2 separate regions of the Homo sapiens genome follow, and region 2 is linked to region 1. Evidence: chromatin contacts called from ENCODE Hi-C or POLR2A ChIA-PET data. All regions are on one chromosome and are shown on one strand. The core of a region is the stretch at or near the end of the contact, and the rest is flanking DNA. Distances in the headings are between cores, read along the strand shown. Region 1 holds the start of ABCA6 (ATP binding cassette subfamily A member 6). Region 2 overlaps ABCA10 (ATP binding cassette subfamily A member 10).

What was found. Hi-C counts contacts between places; a loop is a spot of excess contacts on that map. ChIA-PET counts read pairs that join two places held with the same protein, here RNA polymerase II (POLR2A). Pooled maps may share reads with other maps.
Region 2: a map of MCF 10A shows a loop between it and region 1 (7-fold over the local background). The contact joins the enhancer-like site here to the promoter of ABCA6 in region 1. A Hi-C loop is called at or near these places in 2 of 168 maps with a recorded cell type or tissue (MCF 10A and OCI-LY7) and 1 of 50 pooled maps. POLR2A ChIA-PET finds 5 or more read pairs at or near these places in 4 of 52 experiments (HepG2, K562, MCF 10A and 1 more).

What each region holds. Positions count from the first base shown.
Region 1 is chr17:69,140,585-69,143,284 of GRCh38, forward strand. It overlaps ABCA6 (ATP binding cassette subfamily A member 6), which reads right to left and starts at 1,311. Exons shown (of 39, transcript NM_080284.3): 1 at 1,161-1,311; 2 at 24-164. The coding sequence starts at 119. RefSeq lists a silencer at 1,204-1,498.
Region 2 is chr17:69,174,441-69,177,140 of GRCh38, forward strand. ABCA10 (ATP binding cassette subfamily A member 10) reads right to left here. Exons shown (of 39, transcript NM_001377321.1): 23 at 966-1,073; 24 at 167-337. Among named protein-coding and RNA genes, the nearest start is that of ABCA6, 34 kb to the left of the region's middle. Within about 2 kb of position 1,436, at least 6 of the 41 ENCODE cell types and tissues checked have a DNase peak (open chromatin) inside an H3K27ac peak, as active enhancers do.

The DNA.
Region 1 (2,700 bases), core at 61-2,560:
AAGAGACAAATTTTTAAACATACCAATAAGCTCTCTCTTTTCATCCTCCATTTCTTAAGAAAATTCTTGCACAGAAGTGCTTTGGTTTGCTGATACACGCTTTTCTGTTTCATATTCATTTAGCCTATTCGCTGAAGGAGAAAGTAATCATGGTGGAACACAACCTAGAAAAAAATAAGTGTAATAAGAAAAACCTTGATCATAGTGTTGAGGAAAATATTTACTACCTTTAAAAAGTGTAAACATGAATTTAAAATATTATTTCAATAATTTATGACTGTAAAATTTCACCTCAAATATTTCACCTTAAGCTTTTTAGGGGAGTGGGTGATGGTGGGAAGGCAGAGTGATTATTATCACAATTTTGCAATAACTTGGAGTACTGAAATGGAAAAGCTGTAATTCAACTTCAGAACCTATAATTTCACATTTTTGGCCTTGTATGAGAGAACTTTAAGTACATGAATAGAGTGATTAAATTAATTTCATCCTGTTAATAGCCATTTCTTGTTCTTTACATTGAAACAGAAATCTCAGAGCTAATCAAATTAACATCAAAAGTCTGATTACTTAAATTTGTCTGAATAATAAATTACATCCACTAGATACAACCTCAATAAAGTGTTTTCTTGTAATTTTACCTTCAGATTGAATCAACTTTTATGAAAAGAGATAGGTTGTAAATCATAATCCAGGCTCAAACTACTTGAAACTTGATTCTGAGATACAGGAAGAATAAAGCAATTTCTCTCAATTTTCTGAATTCAGAAGTCCCTGAATAACTAATGAAACTACAAAATTAGCTTTAAAAGAAGCAAAAATAAATCACACGGGAAAGTAATTTTGCCCAAAGATTTGCAAATCAAGAAACACAATTTTTTTCGTTTCTGTAACCTCAAAATGAAATTCTTTCATATTTTTACATCAAAATATTCAGATAATTCTCCCTCAGCTAGCACAGAAGCAAATTTTTTCCATTTTTCTATGTCTTACTGTTACAATCTACACAATAAAAAGTGGTTGGGAAAAAGCAGAAAAATTTAGTCTTAGGTCTTTAACATAAAACACATAAGAATTGGGAAACATCTGAAAAATAGATTGATTTTAGCAGTGTCCACCCACATATTTGGCACAGCACAACAAAATAGAGCTTTACTTACTGTCAGGAAAATAATAAAAAGCACTCTAGAAACACTGTCAAAACCAGTTCTCTGTTTGTCTAGGTAACGATTACAACTTCTTTATTGCTGCTTCTTCATTTTTTCTTTAAATGGGTGCCTACTCCAGCAGCTCTTACACAGCCTGGTTTCTGAAAAGGGGTGTAGCCAGACCAAGCTGTACATGATGAACTTGTTTTGTTTTCTGTGTCTCTTTCTCCCTAAGCCAATTATTCTGCAAGGAAATGACTGTTCCGTGGTTGGTTGGGAATAAAATAAACTCTGTGTTTGTTCACTTAGCCTTTCAACTACAGGGATAAGGGGGAAAACGGTAAACAAGGAAAATGGAACTAGTTCTTCAGAAATGATGAGACCAAGATGGAGGCAGGAACAAGAAAGAGTAAAAACAATAACTAACCAAACAAAGCAGTTAAATTTGTATAAGAAATCTGTATCTATTTTCTTTTCACTACTGATGAATAAACACAACTGCCAGTTAGTTGTATATTTAACTAATTCAGACTAAGTTAGCAGAGTATTCTGGAGCTGATTTTTTTTCCTAATAAAGCTAAGCAATCCATAGTACGCCTTGGAGAAACTCCTAGGACAGACAAATGAAGAATTTTTAACAAATTTGTTGCTCCCACCCTCTTCACAGTGGATACAGGATTTCATAATACTTATGAACAAAATAAGCCAGTGGTTTGCCCAGGTCTACAAAACATATAAAAAGATTCAGATAAATTTTTGTGCACGAAGACTACAACAAACTGAAACATGTTTAATTCATATAGCATAGTCTGTCTCTCTCTGCTCTGTAAAGAGTTGCAAACTTTTCTTGACCTGCCACAGTGAATGGCAAAACAGGAAATCAAAGTCCATGAATTGGGAAATCTCAAATATTTGACACGGCTCCCAATCCACAGATGTTAATAATCATAAAGCTGAGAAACTTTCTGGAGCAAAGCAGATAATTTAAACAACAATGACAACTACAGCCATGATACTATTATGTGTATATGTGTGTGCCTGTGTGTATATATATAAAATGTATATATATATAATGTATACATATGTGTATATATATAATGTGTGTGTGTGTGTGTGTGTGTGTATATATATATATATAAAATTTCTCTCCTTGGCAATTACTTCTGTTTTTAAAAATAGTCAACAGTGAAATGCCACTTTTTTTACATTGAAAATTGGCACAAACACCGTTAATAAAGGTGTTCTAAAGTTCTCATGGGGTGTGGGAAGGGAGGTCATAAACACTTAACATTTTGTAATAGTAATATAACAAAACTCAAAGTTACTTTTAAACCACCTGGAATACAGTTAAGGCTTTTATGAATTTTTTTGTTGTTATCATTGTTTTAGACCCTTTATACTTTATTTTAGGAATCATTTTCATTCTGCCATTCTTATAATTGTATTAAAATTCACAGCTACAATATCAATGATAATTATTTAGATTAAATATATTTATTAGTTTCATTTCTTACCATTGTTTCTTGTGTATGCTTTCTTTTCCTTTTTCTTG
Region 2 (2,700 bases), core at 186-2,685, 34 kb after region 1:
AGAGGGAAAGAGGAGGGGAGATAATCAGGTCATAAAGCTGCCTAAGGCAATTTTCTTATTTTCTTGCATATTACATGCCTTTTGCTAATGACAAAACATTCATGAAAATGAATTTTCATTTTGATTCTACTATTATAATTGGCTTGTGGAAAAAATGATCACTTACCAAAACAAACATGAGTTCCCATGAAAGCTGGAATCCCAGAAATATGAAGTAGTAAATTAAATGTATTGAAAAGAGAATCAAGAAGTATAATGGAATGTCCACCAGAGCCTGTCCACACCAGTATGCTGAAGGCCAGAGGCCTGAAATCCATAACTGGGATTGAACATTTTTCTGACAAAGAATAGAAGGGATAGAGGAAGGGATCTTAGTTTGAAAAGATTTTGTGGTTATGTAAAAAAAATTGTTTAATAAATTTTAGAAATAGTATGTTATAGTGTCTGTGTGACAAAAAGCATCCTCCTAAAAATCTAGCATCTCCAATGGAAATGTGTAGTTATTGGTTCAACAGAAAAGTCTCAGCTATTTTTAAAGTTAATTTACCCATTGATACAGATTAATGAAGATGACTACACTATATATTTTTAAAGCCCAGTTTATTAAAGCGTAGTTAAATAATTGGAAACACTGTATGTCTGACATTTCATGCTATAGTTAAAAATCTAAATTCCCTTTGGAACTGTGAAATAACTGCATGGATCAAACAGTACCACATCTTCATCCCTGAAGTTTATTTAGCATGATTTCCCTTACAGCTGTGGCAATTTTATTGTGCTAAATGGTAAACTTTCTGACCTCTTTGAAATCATGTGTTTACTATAATCTATACTGATATTAGATTGTAATGTATGTGTAAAAACATTAACCAAAGTACAACTGTGTGTGTATAAAACAATAAAATTGCAATTACTACAGTCAAATAAAATCAATCTCAATCTAATTTCCTCTCTCTCCCTCTTACTTTATAATCGCTGATGCTGCTCATGCCGATAAAAGGAGAAACGCAGTTTGTGATCAACAACAAAAATATGGACCCATCTATAAAACCAAGATCCAGCACTATGTCATCCTGAAAGATGAAAACACATCAGTAAGCTGTTGCAATTGTTACAAATTATACAAACATTATAAGATACGTTTCCAGGAAATAAAGAAAAACTCTAGAAGCATTCACCTGATTTAAGAAGCAAAGAGACAAGCAAACATGTTTTGTTAACCTTAGTGGCAGGTTCCATTCCCAGGAACAGCATGATATAAAAGAAATTCAAAATCTCAATTTTATATGTATATACGGTAGTCTCCCGTTTCCACAGGGGATATATTCCAAGACTCCAAGTGGATGCCTGAAACCTGGATAGTACCAAACCCTATACATAATATGTTTTTTTAATCTGATAACTGAAATGGCTACTAAGTGACTAATGGGTAACATATACAGTGTGGACACACCAAACAAAGGGATGATTCACTTCCTGGGTGGGAAGCAGGACAGGGCAAGATTTCATCATGCTACTCAGAACAGCATGCAATTTAAAACATATGAATTATTTATTTCTGGAATTTTCCGTTTAATATTTTAGAACTACAGTTGACCAAAGGTAACTGAAACATCAGAAAGCAAAATCACTGTGAAGGGGGACTATTGTACTTAGAGGGCATGAGCAGTTTCTCTTTTACATTTACATCTGATATTTTAGGGAGCTACAGTTATCATATCTGAAGCACTGAGTTAAGTTGTCATTTGTTCCAGTTCCCTATTTCCAAGTTGGCCTCTAATAGTGATTGTTGTGAAGCTGGACTTATGCTTAGGCATTATGCCTAACTACGTGCAAGATACAATTAGAAGAGAGCAAATCTTCCCTGCCTACATAATTTGACTTCTAAAATTGTTTAAATTAAACAATTGTCAAGGCATTGAGGGGTCTTTAAGTTTTTTTCAAGACACTGTAATTTATTATTATTATGACAAAAAAAATCTAAAGAAAAGGAGTGCAGAAAAGGTAAGTTTTTGTCATAAATGCAGGTGCAGGTGGAAGGGCAAAAAAGAAGCAATGAAAAGGTTGTTCTAAGAGTATTAGTAAAGATGTGGGAAGAACCAGATTACCAGGGGCTAAATAAATGCACAATCATCAGTGTAAGGGAAGGGTAACACTTATGACTCCATATCCCTGCTTCCCAGTATCACCCCTGGGAAAGGATATTACCCATGTTGTTGATCCTGTTGCTTAATATTAAATGGGCCAATGTCATTGGTTGATGCACATATCTGTTTTCCTCTCTAAGAATCGGACAAGACTTCATCATGCTACTCAGAACAGTGTGCAATTTAAAACTGATAAATTATTTCTAGAATTTTCTATTTAATATTTTTCAACCATGGTTGACCAAGGGTAACTGAAACCGCAGAAAGCAAAATCATAGATAAAGGGGGACTACTGTACTTAGAGTGTACAAGCAGTTTGGGTCCAACTAAAGAGATACCTTTTTTCTCCTTTATATCCTGCACTCTCTACTTGGGTGTACTGCTTAATTTTGCTACCCTAAATCTCTGCTTTTCTTTGCTCCCCCATCTCTCTTCTGCATATCCTCAACTTCATCCTAATGATTCCCAAAGTATGCATTATCTCCATCTACTTCTCTGGGTTCCTTGCTTTTAAAATATTCTACAGAAAGTATCTACTTGGGTATACTCTGCT